Linked DNA regions of Homo sapiens: region 2 is linked to region 1. A link is an interaction called in ENCODE POLR2A ChIA-PET data of the cell type or tissue named here. Cell type or tissue: PC-9. All regions are shown on one strand. Each heading gives the region's core, and the rest is flanking DNA. Links, peaks and the distances in the headings are about the cores only. Region 1 holds the start of NHSL3 (NHS like 3). Region 2 overlaps S100PBP (S100P binding protein).

What was found. Peaks named below come from ENCODE experiments on the same cell type or tissue, not always from the same donor. Only the 100,000 strongest peaks of a DNase experiment are listed, where the experiment ranks them.
Region 2: POLR2A ChIA-PET joins it to region 1 with 7 read pairs; 6 of 35 experiments call an interaction of 5 or more read pairs at or near these places.

Annotation. Positions count from the first base shown.
Region 1 is chr1:32,740,518-32,744,906 of GRCh38, reverse strand. NHSL3 (NHS like 3) reads right to left here and starts at 3,077. Exons shown (of 7, transcript NM_020888.3): 1 at 2,718-3,077. The coding sequence starts at 2,952. In PC-9, for the core only: a CTCF peak has its summit at 3,357 (motif pointing right); DNase peaks (open chromatin) are centred at 1,016, 1,786 and 2,176; H3K4me3 peaks cover 3,466 bases; H3K27ac peaks cover 3,354 bases.
Region 2 is chr1:32,822,956-32,827,344 of GRCh38, reverse strand. It overlaps S100PBP (S100P binding protein), which reads right to left. Exons shown (of 7, transcript NM_022753.4): 2 at 1,916-2,032; 3 at 415-1,247. The coding sequence starts at 1,245. Among named protein-coding and RNA genes, the nearest start is that of S100PBP, 7.5 kb to the right of the region's middle. In PC-9, for the core only: no CTCF peak of the experiment used is centred there; no DNase peak of the experiment used is centred there.

The sequences.
Region 1 (4,389 bases), core at 143-4,142:
CAATCTGCCCGCCTCGGTCTCCCAAAATACTAGGATTACAGGCATGAGCCACCACGCCCAGCCTTTAATATAATTTTCATATGCTCTCTTGTGAGAATCTTGGTGAGACAGAAAGGTCACAGCCCATCAAGGCAATGTCCAGCCAGAGGATTCCCCCTTTCTTCCCCACAAGACAGTGGTGGAATCAGGGAGCCCACTGAGAAGTTGCTCATCCTACATCATGGGGCTTGCTAGTAGCTGGGCCAGGATTTAAACTCTCATTGGCCTGATTCTGATACTCTCCCCACTCTATCAAGTTCCCTCACTTCTCTCTCTGGGCCATTTCCCATCTGTAAAGTGAGTTGAACAAGAAGATCTTCAAGCCTTACCTGCTGCTCTATGTCCTTGGGAGAGTCATGAAAACAGTCCCGATTTTTGAGGCAGGTGATTTGAGTTTAAATCCGTTTGGTCAAATCAGTCACTCACTGTCCCTGAGCCTCAATTTTTTCATCTGCAAGTAAGATCTTGACATATTCAGACTAATCAATAAATGTCAGACTTCCTCTCTTCTTCTAAGTTTGTGCAGGGTAGTGAGGTCAGCAAGGGAATCATGGAAGACTGGTGCTCAAAACTCCATGACAAGCTCAGTTTTTCCATCTTAAAGTAGGAGAGTCAGATTAGAGGAATCAAGACCTGCCTCTCATAGGTCTTTGAGCCAGAGATTGGAATGGAGGAGATAATGACTTCCCCAGCAAAGATCCCTGACCTCCCAGGAATCTCCTGTGTATCCCTCCTCCCCACCTCTCCCAATCTCCATTCTGAACATTCTCCCTGAAAGAGTTAAGCCTTCTGCAGGCTTCCCGTTCCTGGCCAGCGTTGCCAGTGGAGATTAGTGGGATCAGATTTATTTCTCTTAATAAACAGAAAAGAAGTTGGGCCAGGCAGGTGACAAGGAAACAGTTGCAATAATAGGAGGCTGGAGTAAAAGGGAACAGGACTTCCTCCAGTCATACCCAGGGCCACCTCCAGACCTGGAGAAACAACAGCCAGGGGCAAGGAGGTGTTACCCATGCACGTGGGCTCAAATCAGGCCGACATGCTGCCCAGAAAGCCCAGAGCCACCTGATACCAAACACAAGGCAAGAGGGAGGCCTGGCCACTGACCCAATGAACCCAAACCCAGGCTGTTGGAGCAGTGACCTACAGGCTCAGCTTTTCCAGCCCCCTGCCTTCCAGGCTGGTCTCCCAGAGGAAAAAGGTCCATTGCCCTGGAGTATACACTGCTAGTCCACTAGCCTTCTGCCTGCCAATCCTGACAGTCTGACCACAATACATCCTGCTGCAATGCCCTCTTGAATGAGACGGGGATGACTTCAGACTGAATCCCAGTGGGGCAGCCCTGGGACAGACTCCATGTCCTGTTAGGACTGCAGAGGCTTTGGAAACACCCCTCACCCAAATCCAGTCCTCCCTCAGGGTTTGGCCCAGTCACCCCAGCCCCAGCACCCTCACTTCTATGTGTGGCTGTGCCGCAGGGAAGCAGGGCCCTTATCCAAAAGGAAGATCAAGCCGGATACAATCACACATGAGGCTTTCCACCCTCTTCCTGACCCCTAAAGTGTTCCTTCTAACTCTCCCAGAAGAGGTGGTTAAAGGACACTGGGAGGGTAAACACAGGCAGAATGGGATGGGCCCGCACACCCAGCCATTTCCTCACCTCCAGCACTGCAGCAGCAGTCTAGGAAAGGTGGACTTCCCAGGACAGCAAGCCCCAAGGGAGCTCCACCCTCTTGCAAAGACTCAAGCCCTCCCCATCAAAAGGAAGACAGAAACTGGAAAATGAGGGAAGGCCCAAGAAAGGAACTGAAAATGACCCCAGCAGGGATGGGCCAGGTCGGCTTCCCCGCCTTTCAGGCTGCCCGTCCAGGCCAGAGGAGGAGCCCAGGGACTCAAATTCAGAAAGACTGAGAATTAGCTGTTGAATTTTAAGTACCCACCCCAGCCCAGGTACAGCCTCTCCACTGAGCTTGGGCCTCAGTTTCCCCCATCTGTAAGCACACTTCCGACACTGGCATGTTTCTCCAGGGCTGGAAGAAGGAGTGATAGGGAGGGGCGGGTTGGTTCACCTTGGTGAGCTCACTACCCCAGGAGGTGATGTTTGTGGCCTGGCCCAGGTGAGCGTTGAGGGAGGCCAGGTGGGAAAAGCCAGCACTGTTAAGAAGCTAAGGCAGGGCACACTGTGCTCCATGTGAGGTCCTTTGTGGGGCTGGAAATCCAGATCCAGCTGGAGCTGAAACTCTTTGTGAGTGCGGTTGACCTTCCAGACCCAGAGGGTCCCCACCAGAGACCCAAGGCCACCTGTCTCTCCCATTGGCCACAGGCCAGCGTTAAGTCTCTGACCCCCTGACTCAGCAGAGGGCAGAACCTCGGTGAGCCTGGGGGAGGGGGAATCGCCTCACCGCCCTGGAGTCGGGCTACCAGCACTTCCTGCTCTGCCAGGGGATCCCTGCCCCAGCCGGGGGTCCCCTCCCCTCACAGCGGGGCAGGACTGGGTCTGGAAACTGCGGAAGGCAGCGCAGGGTGGAAGTGTTCGGACTCAGCCCTGGCCTCTTCGCTTTCCAGCACCAGCTCCTGGGGGTCACCCCCCTCCAACACGCCGCGCGCGGACCCCCGGCAGAGCCCCCTCGGCCGCACCCTCGACGCCCCCCCGCGCTCAGCCCAGGTGCCGACCGCCTTACCTCGGCCTTTGCCCTTGGCCCTCTTGGCCTTGTCCTCCGCCTTCTTGGCCCGGGGGGCGGCCGGTTCGGCGCCCTCGGCCCCCGCCGCCTTCTTCTTGCGCCGCTTGCCCCGCAGCCAGCTGAAGGCGCGGCGGAGGCCGGACGCGCCGGAGCGGGACTTCTTCCTGCGCGGGGGGCCGCCCGGGTTCCCCGGCTCCTCGGCCGCAGGTGCGGCGGGGGGCGCGCGGGCCGCCATGGCAGGCGGGGGCGGAGCGGGCGGCGGGTCAGGCCCCCTGCGGCGCGGTGCCCATGCCGGGGGCGGCCGCCGGGGACGCGCGCCCGGAGAAAAGTTTGGGCGGCGGAGGCCGAGCGGGCGCGGAGAGCGGACGGCGGGAGCGGCGCGGGAGGGGCCGGCCGAGCGGCGGGCGGGGCGCAGGCCGGCGGGGAGGGAAGGAGCGGGGCGGGAGCGGCCGCAGGGCGGGAGCGCCGCTGCCTGCGGCCCCTCCCCGCCTCCCCCGGTCCCGGCGGAGGGCGAGGTCCAGTCCCGAGAGGAGGGGGTCCCGGGAGCCCGGGGTCGTGCCCCCCGCTGGGGCCCGAGAGGGCGGGTCGTGGGGCCGCCCGGGAGGGGGCGGCACTGAGGTTCCGTCCCGCAGGGGGCACCGCGGGAGATCTGTTCGGAAGAGGGTGGTATGGGGTGGGGACGGAAAGGGGAAGGGCGCAGGAAAGGAGGAGCGAGAGGCTGGGGTTGGACCCCAGGAGACTTGGTATCCCAAGTTTGGGCTGGGAATAGACAGGGGATTCTGGAATATTTTTTCCTGGAATAAGGGAATTTGGAGAATTCCTTCCAAGCCCCGACAGTGTTGGGGCGCTTGCGCCAGGAATAGAGGCTTCAGACACGTCCAAGACCTGTGACCCGCAGTGGGCATTTCCCTCCCATCTGCTGACTGGGGTCGCCTCCTCGCTCTTTACCACACCTTCCAGGCTCCAACCATCTTCGGTGTGCAGCGGGGGCCCAGGTCCACTGTGTTCCTGCCTCACCCTTTGGTGGCAAGATGAGGATAGCCCTTCCTCCGTTTACCCTTGGACTAGGATTTGAGGCCCCAGGGCACTCCTGCCTGGACCAGGAGTTCCCACTGAGATGCTCAACACTAATTAGGGTTGAACTCTGGGCAGGTGAGAGGTGTGACTGGGAGGCTGGTAGGAAAGGAAACATTAAGAATCCTGAAATTGCTGTACTCATTGCCTACAGGCCTCTGGGTCTATTACAGCTGACCAAGCCCTTTTATATCATCTGATCCCACGACAACGGAAATGGAGGCCAGAAGGGGACAGAGGTGGTCAGCGGGAGAGGAGCCAAGATGGTCATCTGGGTTTTGTCTCAGGCTGGTCCAAGGCTTCAAACCCTAAGGACTAGAAATTGCGCTGGGGACCAGCTGTGGGTTCAGCACCCTTGAACCTCCTCCGTCAGTCCCCAGAAGGGCCTTGTGATGTCCATACCAGTGGGGTGGCCAGAATCACCCAATCTGACTCTGGTCACACGGCTTTCTCTTGGTCCTGGTCTCCACGAGGGCAGGGGCCCATTTGTCTGGGCCACCCAGCCCAGTCAGCCCCGGCGCACTGTAGATAGCACTCACCATAACATTGCAGGATTACTAGAGTGCAGTGGGATCTCCCTAACCTGCCTTAGCCCCCT
Region 2 (4,389 bases), core at 318-4,317, 82 kb before region 1:
TAAAGATTGAGACATAGGCTGAAGCCCAAAGACAAGAAAAATAACAGAATTACCATCTTAGTAATTATTCAACAGAGGGTAATTTAATATTACGTGCCAGGTGATATAAATACATTATTTCATTAATCCTTATTATACTATGAAGTATTATTTACTCCAATTTAGATAAGAAATGTGGGGAAACATAGAGGCTAAATAATTAGCCCAGGGTCACAGTGCTAGTCAGGATTCAAACCCCAATTTGTCTGAATACAAAGCTCTGCCAGATTATAACAAATGTACCACTGTGGTGTAGGATGCCCACAGCAGGGGAAGTTGTGTATGTGTGGAGATAGCAGGTATATGGAAACTCTGCTATACATCTGAATAAAAATAATTTCATTTTTCTCTTCACCTTGAATAAAATATACTTACTTTGTTTGATGAGGTGGAAACAACCAGAGATCTCATTTCACAACTTGACTTGTGTGAACCACCATTTCTGCAGGATAACTCCATATTAGGAGTCTCTGAATGGTCTGAGATCCGAGAGAATACAGACGTAGGGTTCTCACTGTCAGGCATATTTTTATCAGAGACAGTCTGTTGAAAGTTATTGTTTGAAGAAGAGAGCTGGGGCCCATTCCAGGCAGAGTTATTGGGGCTGATCCCTTCAGATTCAGTACAAAGTTTGCTTTCATTTGGGCTAAGACCATCTTCTCTCATCTCTTCTCCAAGGGAAGAGAGTTTTTCAGTATCTTTGGACGAATCAGTCTCGTCCTTATCAAGCAGAGCATCACAAACTGTTGGATTAAATGGTGCAACAGTTACTTTTATAAGATTCTTTTCTAGTACAGAGCGTCTGTTTAATGGTTTAGTATGAGCTGGTCCATGACCACTTGATGTACTTAGCTGAGGTAGTTTGAAGAGGTCAGGAGTCTCAGCTACTGGTCCCAGGCTGTACGATGAATTTTTCTCTCGGGGAGTATCAAGTAGAATTTGACTCCCTCTTTCTCCCTTCTCAACATGCCCACCATCATCTTCCCCAGAAGACTGCTCATATGATGGGTCATCTTCCTTCAACAGTGCATCAATCTCTTCCTCTGTGTAATTTACATCACCATCATCTTCTTCTCCCTCTGACAGCTCCAGCAAGGAGTCATCCAATCCATCCTCATCCAAGGAATCCCAAGAAAATGGGGCACCGTCTTTAGGCAAGAGAGAGGTACCAGAAGACTGTTCAGAGGGCACCCGTGAGCACATCATTTCTGGAGAAATAAGAGACAATTTCACTGAGGAAGAGAAAATAACCTTATACCAACTCCAGTCCACTATATGTGGGTAATGTTCTAGTATTTCAAAATCTTTGCACTGTGACTTGTAGCATAAGAAATAATTTTAAGATATTTAACCTTACCAGAAACATGGAAATACACGTTAGAACAATGAGATACTTTTGCCTATCAAAATGGTGATAATTAAGATGCCATGATAATCTGGATTGGTGAGGATGTGGAGAAACGAGCATTCACACACTATCAGTAAAAGCGTTAAGTCAGTACGATATTTTGTGAAGAGTAATTTGACTACACCATTTGACCCAGCAATTTCACTTCTAGAACTTCATATATATATACATGGATGTTCAAAGTAGCCAAATCCTGGAGGCAACCTAAATGTCTATTACCAAGAGAACTGTTCAGTAAATCATGGTATGTTTGTGCTATGGAGTACTTTTCAATTATTTAAAAACACAATGAAGTAGATCTGTATGTACTATCATGGAATGATATCTACAACATACAAACAAAACAAATGTATATTATGTAAAATGTCTGAATATTCAGTTTACACTTTAACACAAAACAAAAATGTATTACTTTTGAAATAAAACAAAATTCGAGAACACAAGAAGGTAAATAACTGTCTTCCATACTGTGTGGAGCTGCTGGAGCAATCTCTGCCTTTGCCACGAGACCAAATGGAAAAAGGTTTCAGTTCCTGCTAGCTGTTCCTTTCAGGAGACTTGTCAAAATGATTGACTCCCACCTTCCTGCAGGCAAAAAGAAAATTAGAGGATCTTCTCATCACTTTCAACTCTGCTAATTACAAAGTCAACTGTATTATGCTTTAAGGTGCTCGATGTATTAATTTTAATCTTGATTTTTTTTGTAATACCAGAAAGTTGGATTTTCTGAGTCAAGCACACCAAAGAAATCTTCAAAGAAAAAAAAATTATGCAACTAAGCAAACTAGTTTTGTTCCTCCCAACAATTTGTACTTTCTTAAGACTATCATCTACTTTAGTAGGATGAATACTGGCATGGGAGTCCAAAGACCTGGGGTGTAGTCCTGGTTGTATCACTAGCCAGCTCCAATAACTTGGGTATGCCACTTGACCATTTAGACTTGTTTCCTCATTTACAAAATGGGAAAGGGATGGAAAAGGGGTGCTAGGCAATGTCTAAGGTTCCACCAAAAATCTAAAAATTAATCATGATCACACACACACAAATCTTTATATATATATATATATATGTATAGAAAAAATGCAAAAAAAAAAAAAAGGTCATTAGAGATACAAACACAAGCCTGGGCACAACGTGAAATGCTGTCTCTACAAAAAAACAGAAAAATCAGCGGCGCATGGTGGCACACGCCTATAGTTCCAGCTACTCATGGGGCTGAGGTGAGAGGATCACTTGAGGATGGGAGGTCAAGGCTGCAGAGAGCAGTCATCATATCGCTGCACTCCAGCCAGGGTGACAGAGCAAGACCCTGTCTCAAAAGAAAAAAAAAAAAGATACAAACAAAAATTGATGACTATTATAACTCGCAGGGACCATAAAGGTAGGTCAAGGTTGGACTTTGTATCATTTTACTTTTCTACTTGAATATTTAGTTAGTTGTATAATTAAAACCTAGTTTTTAAACAGCTAATGACAGACCTAATCTATAATTATTTTCCAGATGGGAAAGGTGATAAAATGCTAGTATTTCACATATCTGAGAAGTATAAGAAATGCTTAAATACTGAACTCAAAAATTTGGAAAAGTACTTGTAGCCTTGTTAACTATAAAATTTCCCCTACTCCATGACCCTCCATACCACACCCTGAGCTTTAACTTTAGTTCATGCATTCCTTTTTTTTTTTTTTTTGAGACGGAGTCTCACTCTGTTGCCCAGGCTAGAGTGCAGTGGCACGATCTTGCGATCTTGGCTCACTGCAAGCTCCGCCTCCCAGGTTCACGCCATTCTCCTGCCTCAGCCTCCCGAGTAGCTGGGACTACAGGTGACCGCCACCACGCCCGGCTAATTTGTTGTATTTTTAGTAGAGATGGGGTTTCACTGTGTTAGCCAGGATGGTCTCCATCTCCTGACCTTGTGATCCGCCTGCCTCGGCCTCCCAAAGTGCTGGGATTATAGGCGTGAGCCACTGCACCCAGCCTAGTTCATGCATTCTTTTAGAAGATATTTTTTGAGCTACAATCATCACACACCACAAGCTGCATATGTCTCTTTATGATTTCCAACAAATCAAGGTATAGCTCCTGCCCTCATAATGTATAATACGTAATGTATAATCTTAATGTATAATCTTGCTAGAGAAACAACACTGAAAATTAAACACCAACATGAGATAATATAAAATGGTATGGACAATAAAGTACTAGAGAAAGAGAAGCAAAGGGAGGGATTATAGAGTTCTAGAATTAGAAGGGACCTAGTTAAACTTACTCATATTAGAAATGAAATGGGAGAAAAAGAAATACTAAATACCTATTATAAACCAGGTGCTCTGAGACACATTTTACGACTCTAACTTAGCCTCTCAACACAATTCTGTAAAATTAATCTTATCAAAGAAATCATTTTGTTGTATTTAAACCTAGAGCTGCTAAAACTTATTTTATTTTACCAATACTATATTCCAGCAATTGTTGAGAGTTCTAGGTGTTGAAGCAGCTGCCTCTATGAAAAGTAATTTCTCTGCATTAGTGACTGAGTTATTCATTTCTTTAGGAAGCAGTTAGAAAAAAAAGTTTAGTATGGAAAACATTCTTTGACTTAAGAAAATTTATGGTTGTCAGACAGGTTATCACAGGCACTGGGGTTAAGCAGCTACATTTCTTAGATGCCCTTTCTGGGCCATTGCCCCCCATTCTAACTCCTTACAAAAGGTCTAGTTCAAGCCCTTGGTTGGCCAAATGGAGAGTTCAATAGATTTTTCCCTCTTGGGAAACTAAAGTTCAGAAGCATGAAGTAACTTAACTGAGTATACATAGCTAATAATGTTAGAACAAGGATCGAAACCCAGGTCTAATTCCAAATGCAATGTTTTTCCCACTACATCTGTGACAGACTTGCACAGGATTGGTCAGCAAATGGCAGAGCTAGAATCCAAACTC